Linked DNA regions of Homo sapiens: regions 1, 2 and 3 are each linked to region 4. The links are chromatin contacts, found by Hi-C or POLR2A ChIA-PET in ENCODE. All regions are on one chromosome and are shown on one strand. Each heading gives the region's core, a stretch centred on a gene start or an enhancer-like site at or near the end of the contact. The rest is flanking DNA. Distances are from core to core; before and after follow the strand shown. Region 1 overlaps PAK2 (p21 (RAC1) activated kinase 2). Region 2 overlaps PAK2 (p21 (RAC1) activated kinase 2). Region 3 overlaps PAK2 (p21 (RAC1) activated kinase 2). Region 4 has its middle 23 kb from the start of LINC01063.

What was found. A loop is a pair of places that touch in the nucleus more often than their neighbours do. ChIA-PET counts read pairs that join two places held with the same protein, here RNA polymerase II (POLR2A). Pooled maps may share reads with other maps.
Region 1: a loop to region 4 is called in a map of PC-9, with 5 times the contacts of the local background. The contact joins two enhancer-like sites. A Hi-C loop is called at or near these places in 1 of 168 maps with a recorded cell type or tissue (PC-9), 4 of 37 single-sample maps with no recorded cell type and 10 of 50 pooled maps. POLR2A ChIA-PET finds 5 or more read pairs at or near these places in 2 of 52 experiments (H1 and activated CD4-positive, alpha-beta T cell).
Region 2: a loop to region 4 is called in a pooled map, with 2.0 times the contacts of the local background. The contact joins two enhancer-like sites. A Hi-C loop is called at or near these places in 1 of 50 pooled maps. POLR2A ChIA-PET finds 5 or more read pairs at or near these places in 2 of 52 experiments (GM12878 and H1).
Region 3: a loop to region 4 is called in a pooled map, with 1.9 times the contacts of the local background. The contact joins two enhancer-like sites. A Hi-C loop is called at or near these places in 1 of 168 maps with a recorded cell type or tissue (B cell), 2 of 37 single-sample maps with no recorded cell type and 5 of 50 pooled maps. POLR2A ChIA-PET finds 5 or more read pairs at or near these places in 14 of 52 experiments (AG04450, CD4-positive, alpha-beta T cell, CD8-positive, alpha-beta T cell and 9 more).

What each region holds. Positions count from the first base shown.
Region 1 is chr3:196,791,417-196,794,448 of GRCh38, forward strand. The region is part of intron 2 of PAK2 (p21 (RAC1) activated kinase 2); the gene reads left to right. Among named protein-coding and RNA genes, the nearest start is that of PAK2, 53 kb to the left of the region's middle. Within about 2 kb of position 1,520, at least 5 of the 41 ENCODE cell types and tissues checked have a DNase peak (open chromatin) inside an H3K27ac peak, as active enhancers do.
Region 2 is chr3:196,773,176-196,776,098 of GRCh38, forward strand. All of the region lies in intron 1 of PAK2 (p21 (RAC1) activated kinase 2), which reads left to right. Among named protein-coding and RNA genes, the nearest start is that of PAK2, 35 kb to the left of the region's middle. Within about 2 kb of position 1,421, at least 5 of the 41 ENCODE cell types and tissues checked have a DNase peak (open chromatin) inside an H3K27ac peak, as active enhancers do.
Region 3 is chr3:196,753,218-196,756,048 of GRCh38, forward strand. The region is part of intron 1 of PAK2 (p21 (RAC1) activated kinase 2); the gene reads left to right. Among named protein-coding and RNA genes, the nearest start is that of PAK2, 15 kb to the left of the region's middle. Within about 2 kb of position 1,519, at least 2 of the 41 ENCODE cell types and tissues checked have a DNase peak (open chromatin) inside an H3K27ac peak, as active enhancers do.
Region 4 is chr3:196,608,522-196,611,359 of GRCh38, forward strand. No RefSeq gene overlaps it. Among named protein-coding and RNA genes, the nearest start is that of LINC01063, 23 kb to the right of the region's middle. Within about 2 kb of position 1,435, at least 7 of the 41 ENCODE cell types and tissues checked have a DNase peak (open chromatin) inside an H3K27ac peak, as active enhancers do.

The sequences.
Region 1 (3,032 bases), core at 270-2,769, 180 kb after region 4:
TTAACTTTTTACTCTATACTCCTATCATATATGAAACTTTAATATATTTCTCTAAACTCTTAACGTTTCCAAGTTGAAGAATATGACTAGGCCTTAGACACAACAGGAACCAGGAATACTCTTGCTAGATATGTTATCTCTCACCCTTCTTTTTATATTTTTTTCTTATTTTATATTTCTTATTTCAGAATGTTTTTTCTTTATGTGTTAAGAAATATAATTCCTGGGCCGGGCGTGGTGGCTCACGCCTGTAATCCCAGCACTTTGGGAGGCCGAGGCAGGTGGATCACGAGGTCAGGAGATCAAGACCATCCTGGCTAACAAGGTGAAACCCCGTCTCTACTAAAAATACAAAAAGTTAGCCAGGCGTGGTGGCGGGCCCCTGTAGTCCCAGCTACTCGGGAGGCTGAGGCAGGAGAATGGCGGGAACCCAGGAGGCGGAGCTTGCAGTGGAGCTGTGATCGCGCCACCGCACTCCAACCTGGGCGACAGAGCGAGACTCCGTCAAAAAAAAAAAAAAAGAAATAGAATTCCTGGGCTCAGTTTCTTACAACTTCAGACACTAGTGATAGACTGATTCTCAGGGAGCCGAGTCTGGCTTAGCTGCTCAGGTGGCTGCCCCTGCACCAGTTGCTGGAGGGTGTGTGGGAAGCTGTGCTGACCTGGCTTGAGTTAGGTGCCCACCTCGGACCAGTCATCTGTGACCATAGTCGTGTAAGAAAATGGCATCTTTCCCAACTATCTGCATAGAGGAAAGGTGAGGGAAGTTTCCAAAAGTAGGATGCTGAGCAGATTTTTTTAAAAGAAAGAACACATATAATCATAGTACATTAAATTGTAAACTACTAGTTTATCGTTAACTAATAAATAATTTCTCCTGTATGTAGGGTATTCCGTTAGAAGCCAAGGGACATAAAGAAATGTTGAGTGCACGACCTCAAATTACTCAAAGTCTAGTGAAAATTGAGAGAGAGGTAATTTATGATAGACGTATTAATAATTGTGTTTCAGTAAAGAGAATCCAGGCTTAACAGTTTCCTTTCCCTCTGCTCCTGTCCATAACCAGCATTCCCTTCCCTCTCACTGTGACCAGATCTCTTTTAAGTTACATGCCTAGAGAGGAGATGGACATTTGAGCATAAATCCCTCATTACTAGTTAAATAAGTATTATTGTGTTTCCTACCAATACTAAACTAGTAGTATCTTTGTAAACAAAGAAGAGCATACGGTAACATTTCCAGTCTTATATGTATAGACTTATCAAACAGCATGATTTTTAACTCTTTGATATTAGAAGAATCTTCTGGTTAAACACAGCATGTTGACCACATACAGAAGCATTCTATTTACTCTCCCTCCCAAGACCCAACTAAAATGACAGAAAAAAATATATATATATACACACACACACACACGGTCAAAGAGAAAAAGAGAGGAGACAGTATTGTGAAAGAGGCTTCAGTACACATTTGGAAGGCAGAAGTGGTGGAAAATTGGCACCTGACTCAGCAGGACAGAGAAACACATAACCTAAGCGTTTGCAGAGGGGAATCTGTGAGAAGGGAAACAAGTTTCCCTTGTAGAAATTCTGGAAGCTCAAGATTTAGAGGCACACGACACTGTGTCGGAGTGGGGGTAGGATGCACTACACATGCTGAGGAGAAGGGGGATTAGTTGAAAATCAACATCGAAAGTGTCAAAGGCCCCCCAGGACTCCTCCTTTACACCCCACACATCCATGTAAGTGTTATCCCCATCCTCCGGAAGGAAAAAAGAATAAACTGGGATTTACATTTATTTCCAGAGAATTTAAACCACAGAAGCCTCTGTTCTTATCAGGGGAGTCAGGAAAAGTTGAAGCACCAGAATAAAGCAGGTGACTTCATGCAAGTCAGCATTTTCAACTCCTTTCCCCATCCTGCTTTCAGAATACCTGCAGCCTGACTCACAGCCTCAGACAGGAGATTGGAAGATTTTTCTCTGGATAAACAATGGCCTGGGGAAAAAAATACTTTAGGTACCTTGCATGCATGCTGTCCTTATCTTTAGTGTTAAGGTTGGCTTAACTCCCAGTTAGCTTTTTAATACTTTCTATATGAGTAGACAGTACAGGATCACCCGACATTTATGAAAAACCCTTTATAAATGAGAGGGAGAGTCCAAAACAATAGGGATAAAAACAGGAACTTAAAAGAAATAGACAGTGTAAGGAGAAAAAAAACCCCAAACTGCAGCCTGTGCATACACACATACTGTATAATCGTCAAAGAGAGGAGATAGAGGAATCCATGAAACAAGAAAAGAGTTCGCAGAGAAAGAATGATCAGAGAACAATGGAAAACAGTTCTTGGAATATCAACATTTAAAATTACCAAAACAAACAAAAGATAGCAATAGAAAGAAGAGTGGAAGATAATCAAGAAAATTCTCCCTGCTGGAGCGGTGGCTCACACCTGTAATCCCAGCACTTTGGGAAGCCAAGGTGGGTGGATCACTTGAGATCAGAAGTTCGAAACCAGCCTGGTCAACATGGTGAAATCCCATCTCTACTAAAAATACAAAAATTAGCTGGGCTCGGTGGCGTACACCTGTAATCCCAGCTACTCAGGAGGCTGAGGCAGGAGAATCACTTGAACCTGGGAGGCGGAGGTTGCAGTGAGCCAAGATTGCGCCATTGCACTCCAGCCTGGGCAACAGTGCAAGACTCTGTCTCAAATAAAAAAAGAAAAGAAAATTCTCTCAAAGAATTAAACAGAAATACAAAGATGGAAAATATGAGAGAAAAGATAACAGTTAAAAGATCTGACTAATGACAATTAAGTGGAGGACATAGTGACTTCTAGCTCTAAAATGGTGGTGTAGAAGCACACTGGCTTCACTCACTCTGCCCTGCCACCACAGAAAACCAAGAACATACAGCACTAAGATGATCACCAGCAACATCCAAGAACTCAGATATGAGAAGGAGACAGTTCCCAGGGGCACAGAGAAATGAAAGAACTCCAGGCATGCTGTAAGAATCGGACTTCCG
Region 2 (2,923 bases), core at 171-2,670, 160 kb after region 4:
TTTTTGTTTCGCCTACTTGTTTTTCACTGAAAAGTAGCAAAAAGTGTTTGAACAGATTTAGAGAGAGGCACTACTTACCGTTTGCTCTTTTTTTTGTAAAACATTTGTTACTAATGGTTAAGCAAAACATAAGGTAAATCAGTATTTTACCATGAATTATTTTTATACCTAATATTGTTTTTGGCTAACATATAAGATGAACATAAGGAACCTTATCACAGTCTCATTTGGTACTTTTCAGGCATTTGACACTGTCAGAAGTAGCAATTCACACACAAAAAATACTGTTTTATGGAAAAGAGAACTGAAGGTCATGAATCAGCTGTGAGGGGAAAAGTATAAATCTTTCTAAATATATTTTTGTTAATATGGGGTAGTTGATGTTGTCTAGTGCTGTTTGATTAAGAAAACAAGTTCAGGCCGGGCACAGTGGCTCATGCTTGTAATCCCAGCACTTTGGGAGGCCGAGGTGGGTGGATCACCTGAGGTTAGGAGTTTGAGACCAGCCTGACCAATATAGTGAAACCCCATCTCTACTCAAAAATACAAAAATTAGCCAGACGTGGTGGTATCCGCCTCCCAGCTACTTGGGAGGCTGAGACAGGAGAATTGCTTGAATCCAGGAGGCAGAGGTTGCAGTGAGCCAAGATCACGCCACTGCACTCCAGCCTGGGCGACAGAATCTCAAAAAAAAGCAAAACAAAACAACAAATTCAATTAGCCGGGCGTGGTGGCGCACTCCTGTAATCCCAGCTACTCGGGAGGCTGAGGCAGGAGAATCCAGGAGGTAGAGGTTACAGTGAGCCGAGATCACGCCACTGCACTCCAGCCTGGGGACAGAACGAGACTCCGTCTCAAAAAAAAACAACAACAAAAAAAATCTGTGGACACAGTATGGTACCATAAATCAGTAAACATTGCCTAATACATGCACAGTACCTGCCTTTGAATTGCTTGAGGTCTTAGGTAGGAAAAGCAGATAAAATAACTAAGGGTTTATAGTTGTAATTCATTGCCGAAGAATGGCCCAGTATATTAGCATAAGTAAGAAAAAAGAGCCTGAGATTCAGAGTTGTTAGGAAACTTGAGTTCTAGTCTTAGTTCTGTTAGTAATTAGATTTATGTGCCTTTAGGCTAACCACTTACTTTTGGGTAAGTTGGTTTTTTTTCACATATAAAACAAGGCAGATGGACTAGATGACTTAATCCTTTACAATCTTAATACCGTGTGAATTTGTTTTCCTGTGTAACTCGAGTTTAGAGGATGTGAGGGATCTTTTTGGGCAAGGACTGACCTCAGGAAGGAAATCATTTTCACTAAGCCTTGAAAGATTTGGTTGGGTAGATAAAAGGAAAAAGAAAAGCTAAGAATGCAGAAATAGATACATAAAAATTATTTAGGCCAGGAAAGTCTTTGGTGTATTTGAGGAATATGAGGCATAGGATTGACATGGTGCAGTCACGTGAGATGAAATTGACTCAGCAGTTCAGAGTTCAGTGGCCCTAATGCCAGAGTTTAGTCCTCAGTCTGTAGGTTATGGGCAGCTAGTCAGGACGATGTGTAGCCAGGGAGAGTCATAGCACTTGTTACCTTTAGTCAACTTCTGCATGATAATTAAGGTATATTTAACCAATTCTGACTTCTTTCTCCCAACAAAAAAACTGAACACAGAGAAACCCTCTAGGGAGCTAGTTATTAGGTGGTGCAAAAGTAATTGCAGTTTTTGTCATTACTTGTAATAGAAACTACTTTTGCACCAACCTAATAGAATTTCTTCCACTCAACAACAACTGAAAACATAGAGACTGAGAGAAATCCAGAGATGATGTGGTAAATCCCCAGCTAAGCAGCTGGTAGAGGCATCAGTATTGTATCCAAGGCCATGCTTATATTTATTGAGATCTAGTCACTCGTGGTATATTAGAATTGTGGCGGCATGGTTGTCATCTTGAATAATTTCATTAGGGACATCTCTGACTCAAGTTTACTATTAAATTAGGGTTTTGTTCAGGCAAGTATTGCTTAAAGGGTACGTCATGTTAATTGGAATTTCCTTGAGACAGCTCATTCAGCATGATAGTGTGTAGTCACTAAAAAGTTCCGAAAAACACAACGCTGTGGTTCCTCTTTAGTTCTATTAGACTGAGTATGTACAGAACATAAGTTACTGCATAGTATACTAACATTGAACAGTAGAAAAAATATTTATTTATTTATTTTTTTTGAGACGGAATCTCACTCTGTGGCCCAGGCTGGAGTGCAGTGGTACGATCTCGGCTCACTGCAAGCTCCGCCTCCCGGGTTCAAGCAATTCTCCTGCCTCAGCCTCCCGAGTAGCTGGGACTACAGGCGCCCACCACCACAACCGGCTAATTTTTGTATTTTTAGTAGAGACGGGGTTTCACCATGTTGGCCAGGATGGTCTCGATCTCTTGACCTTGTGATCTGCCCGCCTCAGCTTCCCAAAGTGCTGAGATTACAGGCGTGAGCCACCGAAGGATAACCAAAATGTAAGGAAAGGCTGTGTTCTGAAAGTTGCTGTGTAATGTCATTTGCTTAGAATTTAGCATTGCTTCTCATGAATGAAAATGTCTCTCTGGCTCAGCCGTGAAAAAGCCTTCTGACCTTTCTGATACTGTAATGAAAAGCAGTATGGTAAATACCATTGCATGCATTTGGGTTTTCAACATGTTAAGGATTGAAGAGGTTTCTGTACCCTAGCTTGGAAATCTAGCTGTTGCTTATTTGTTCTGTTAAAATGTGTTCTGTCGAGTATAAGATGAAATAAATATGAGTCTTCTGCCACCTCCGTAAAACATCAAAGCATTTGGGGTATGTAGGTGAAGGGTAAAGATGGAGTACGCTTTAAAGCAGCAGTTCTCAAAGTGTGGTCTGCAATACCGTGGGGGAGTCTGATGTCAA
Region 3 (2,831 bases), core at 269-2,768, 140 kb after region 4:
AAGTGCTGGGATTGCAGGTGTGAGCCACCGCGCCGGGCCTGAGAAAAAAATCTTATAATCTTCAGATATAAGAAGGTTGCCCAGTTTGGAGTGCAGTGGTGCAACCTCAGCTTGCTGCAGTCTTTCAGGCAGTCCTCCCATCTCAGCCGCCTGAGTAGCTGGGACTACAGGCACATGCCACCACACCCGCCTAATTTCTGGGCTCACGTGATCCTATCTTCCTGCCCCAGCCTCCCTAAGTGCTGGGATTGCAGGTGAGAGCCACCACACCTGGCCTAATTATTTCTTTTATCTCGCTAATTACATTTAGTATTAACACAAGTTATTGAAACCTTGTTTATGTGAATTCATTGCTCATTGCCAGCTTTCTGTTTTACATTTAAATTCATTAGTCATGTATACCATCTAGTGTACATTTTCAGCTAGTATTTTCACTAGGAGTACCTGGAAGCCACATTTAATGATTTAGATTGCTAACTTCCCTCAGAAATTCTGTTGATGTTGTTCTATCGCCTTGCATTAATCATTTTGTTTTTTTCCTGTGCCTGGATGGTGGTAGGAATTTTCCTTTTTCTTTTTTTAAAAATATTTTGACAGATTCTGTCTTGTACATGTTCACTAATGTTGCCTGAAACATTAGTTCCTTATGATCTTTGTACTTGGTGCTTTTTAAAAAATTTCCAATAATACTTTTGGTGATTACTTTTGTTTCAATTGTTCTGTTTCCTTCCTTGAAAACACATGTAATTATTAGGTTGGCTCACCATTTCTGTCCCCTATGTGAACTGCTCAAAAGTTTGCCCTTTTTTACCACTCGTTTGATTTTTCTTTTTCACTTCTAATGTTGGCTTTATTTCTGCTATTGCAATCTTAATTTCTTAGTATCCTTTTAAAATTTATCTCACTTTTCTTAAATTATCTTATCTCATCCTGGTTTCTTCTCTCCATATACTCCTGTTTTGTGTCATTTGCTAAATTGTGACTGGAAGTTCCTGAAGTAATTTACCTTGTAAGTTAGGTTCTGCTTTTGTGTGAAGGGTAATCTTCCTTGTGGTTTTCTTTTGCTATTAGGATCAGTGCTGGATTTCTTACTGCCTACTTACCATTGAACAGTAACTGTTATGTCCTGTCTCATGTGCATTTGTCAGAGATGTGTGTGTGTTTTCCTTGCCTCTCCAGGGGACTGGAGTTCTGATGAAACCGCTTCTCAGATGTATTTCTGAGGGATAAATACACAGCTCCCGGCCTGATTTCCAGTGATGAACAGACATTCCTCTTCATATGGTATTCTGGGCTAGGGTAGTAGGATCTTACCCTACCCTGTTTCTGTCTTTGTGAGTCTGAACTGATGATGTATGAGAGTGGCCCTCATTTCTAGCATGTGCTGCTGTTACAGGTTTTCTGATTCTGATCTTACACCCACAACATAACACTCTCCTTGTTACTTCACTAAACCTCCCAGGAAGCAGTGTGTCCATTCGGGTTTTCCTGCCCTTACACAGCCCCGCTGGAACCTTACCTGCACACGGGCGCAGACACACACTTCCTGGTTTGCTTTCTGGAATTTGCGCCTGGTAATCTCCCTGAATGTATGTTGAGAGATCACAGAAGATAAGGAACTGTGGCTGCCACAAAAACTGCCTCTGTGTAGCAAGGAGTGGCTGACCAATTCTTGATTCTGCTTTGATTCTTCAAAGCCGACTCTGAGTCTCCAAATAAAGCGATGGCTAGTAGGGAGAGACAAGATATCTTCATAGTTCTTTTAGGCAGATGATTGAACTTTGTTTTATGAGGCAGAGCATGGCTGGGTCACGAGTCTTTTTGCAGTACAGTTGACCTTAAAGCTAATTGAAATCCTTCAAAGATCTCATATAAATTGTATTGGTGGAGATTTGGGACAGACTACGTTGGAGATTTCTGATTTGATAGCATTATTTACTAGAGTAAACCTGTTCCAATTTTTTGAAACTTAGGTAATCACTTAAGTAGTAACATCAGTCTTGACCTTCATCTTTTAATAAAAGATTTTACCTCAGATTGATAGATTTTCACTTTGGTAGTAGGAGAATGGTATCTTGTTCCATTTTGCATCTGTTTGATAAATCTAGTGAGGCTGAAAATTTTTCCTATGTCTATGGACCCTCCCTCCCCATTTTTCCATTTTGAATTGCTATTTGGGGTTCATGGCCAAAATTAGGAAAAACTAGACTTCAGAGTGTTTACGCATTTCTTCTTCCGACTTTTTTTTTTTTTTTTTTGAGATGGAGTTTGGCTCTTGCTGCCCAGGCTGGAGTGCAGTGGCACAATCTCGGCCCTCTGTAACCTCTACTTCCCGGGTTCAAGTGACTCTCCTGCCTTAGCCTCCTGAGTAGCTGGGATTATAGGTATGTGCCACCACGCCTGGCTAATTTTGTATTTTTAGTAGAGATGGGGTTTCTCCACGTTGGTCAGGCTGGTCTCGAATTCCTGACCTCAGGTGATCCGCCTGCCTCAGCCTCCCAAAGTGTTGGGATTACAGGCGTGAGCCACTGCACCCAGACTTCTTCTTTTTTTTTTTGAGACGGAGTCTCGCTTTGTTGCCAGCCTGGAGTACAGCGGCATGATCTTGGCTCACTGCAACCTCCGCCTCCTGGGTTCAGGCGATTCTGCTGCCTCAGCCTCCTTAGTAGCTGGGGTTACAGGCGAGCACCACCATGCCTGGCTAATCTTTGTATTTTCAATAGAGACGGGGTTTCACTGTGTTGGTCTGGCTGGTGTTGAACTCTTGACCTCATGATCCGTCTGCCTTGGCCTCCCAAAGTGCAGGGATTACAGGTGTGAGCCACCGCACC
Region 4 (2,838 bases), core at 185-2,684:
TTTCTTCTGAGGCTTTTAAAAGGGGATATATTAGAGACCCAATGTATTGTCTCGATTGCCTAGCTGATGTCACATATTTTTTACTTGAAAAAATGTCTTTATCGTGTTTACTGCTCTGTCTTGTGTTAATTCACAAATTTTCTCTTTGTGCTCAGTATGGAGTTTATTCTATTAGATTTTAAAAGTCATTAAACATATGTCATGTTCGTAAGATTTCTAACCCATTTTTTTCTCATTTAAAAATAAACTAATGAATTTACTATTTTTGAATATGAAACATAGGCACACAGCACAGAATTCAAAGAATAAAAAATACAATGATGAGGTTATTGGCTTTAAAAATATTTACCTGTTCTTGTTTCATTTTTGTTAGTTCTTGTTTCATAACTTTGTTATAATGTGTGTTATTTATAGAGCTATAAGTGTGTGTGCAGGGGGAGTTGGTAGAAGACAACATAGGTCACAGCCTGTGCAAGGAAGAATAGTGGGAGACAGAAATAAAGAGGTAAGTTGGGGTCAGTTTGTGGACTTTGGAATAAAAGGGAAGAAAACAGTTGTCGAAGAGTATGAAGCTTATTATCTTAGCCATGTAGTCTTTGAATAATTTTTTTACCACTTAATAAACATTGTGCTTTAAGAAGGCTAAAATGCTTCAGATATACCAAAGGGAGGAGATGGGTAGTCTAGGCCTCATTAAAAGGCTTCCATCTCAGGTGGGTACCCAACCACCTTATACTTCCTTGACCCCTTTTCACAGGCCTGTATGCTGATTATAAGCCAGACGTTTCAGACATTTTGTGAAAAGATTTTAGTGTCTGGCTATATTTAAATGCTCTGTTTTATCACTTACCCTTCAAAGTCCCCTCCTCTCCTGCCCCTGATGTGGCCACTCTGAAAGGAGTCCCTCTCCCCGGGATCCAACAGTGTTCTCCCAGCAGGGGGCAGCAGCGGCACATGTCAGGTGCCCAGGGGAGGGTGGGGTGCCAAGGGGTGCCCTGTGGGGAGGAGCTTGCATGAGGAAACACATGGAATGGAAAAAGTAAACTAGTTCCTCAGTCCCACTTCAGAGTCAAACCCGCACCTGTGGTGAGTTGAGCCACAAATATGTTTTCTCTAAAGCTGGCAGCCGTTTATTTTGGAAGGAGGAAGATGCACTCAATACTATTGAGGACCTGGCTTTTTTTTCTTTGCTTTTTCCTAATTTCTTATCCTCTGCTTCGGCCATAAATGTTCTAGTTTCTCTCACTCTTCTCTTTCCCTTCCTTCATGTCCAACATTTTCCCATTTTTTTCCCAATGGTCAGGAGTATAGGTCTGGCCAAATAATCACCTTCTAGTAATAAGAATATTTCTGGAAATAAGAAACACAGCATAAGGGAAGGGAAAAGCTGGTTGGCTCCCCCAGTTCCTCACCTACCCCAGAGGCATCACACTGATCTCCAAGACTATCATCACCCGGAAGGCAAAGGCCTCTCACAATTTCTTACACATCTCTATGTTCCCCACTCACTTGCTAGACTGGATGAGAACATAGACACCCACCTGCAATCTGGTCTATAGCTTTGTCCACACCCGCATGGCATGTGGAGAAGGAATGCCTGGGGGTAGGACCTGGGGGGCTGGGGATCAAAACACTGTAATGAGGGGTAGTTTTGCAGAAATCCCCAAAAATGTGATCCTAGGACCTTCTCACTGCTTCTCCCTGAAATCCACTGTTACAATGCCCTTATACTATCTCGGTATCTAGGTGTACCACAGTAGAGGCAGCGTGGTAACTGTGTGACCTCTAACCTAGTCCCACCATGGCCAAGGTGACAAACATGTACATGGGAGTTTATCATCTTGGGCGTGGTTGAACTAGGTTAGAGGTCACATAGTTAATTTTGGGCAAGTCACTTGCCTTCTCTGGGCCTCAGTTTTCTTTTCTTTTTTTTTTCTGAGACAGAGTCTCACTCTGTTGCCCAGGCTGGAGTGCAGTGGCGTGATCTCAGCTTACTGCAAGCTCCACCTCCCGGGTTCATGCCATTCTCCTGCCTCAGCCTCCCGAGTAGCTGGGACTACAGGTGCCCACCACCATGCCCGGCTAATTTTTTTGTATTTCTAGTAGAGACGGGGTTTCACCGTGTTAGCCAGGATGGTCTCGATCTCCTGACCTCGTGATCTGCCCGCCTCGGCCTCCCAAAGTGCTGGGATTACAGGCGTGAGCCACCACGCCCGGCCCTCAGTTTTGTTATCTATAAATGGGTATTAATAATGCCTTTCATAAATATCTCACAGAGGACGGGCGCAGTGGCTCATGCCTGTAATCTCAACACTTTGGGAGGCCAAGGCTGGAGGATTGCTTGAGGCCAGGAGTTTGAGACCAGCCTGGGCAACAAAGTAAGACCCCATCTCCACAAAAAATAAGAATTAGCTGGGCATAGTGGTGCATGCCTGTAATCCTAGCTACTTGGGAGGCTGAGGCAGGAGGATCCCTTGAGCCCAGAAGGTGGAGGCTGCAGTGAGCTGTGATCGTGCCACTAGACTCTAGTATGGTGACAGAGTGGCGCCTTGTCTCTAAAATATAATAAAAATAAATACCTCACAGACGTGAGATACTCAAGTAAGATAATAATGTGAAAAGTTTGCATTTATGGTGGAGTGTTTTTAAAACATTATTTATCATTACTAGCTCTTTTTCAAGAGCACTTTGGCCCTTGTCTCATGGGCATGTTGCTTGAATTTCAGCCAAAGGATTAGGTGTTGGGACAAGTTGGCTTAAAAACATCTTTTAAAATTTATTTTAATTTATTTTTAGAGATATGGTCTCTCTATGTTGCCCAGGCTGGTCTTGAATTCC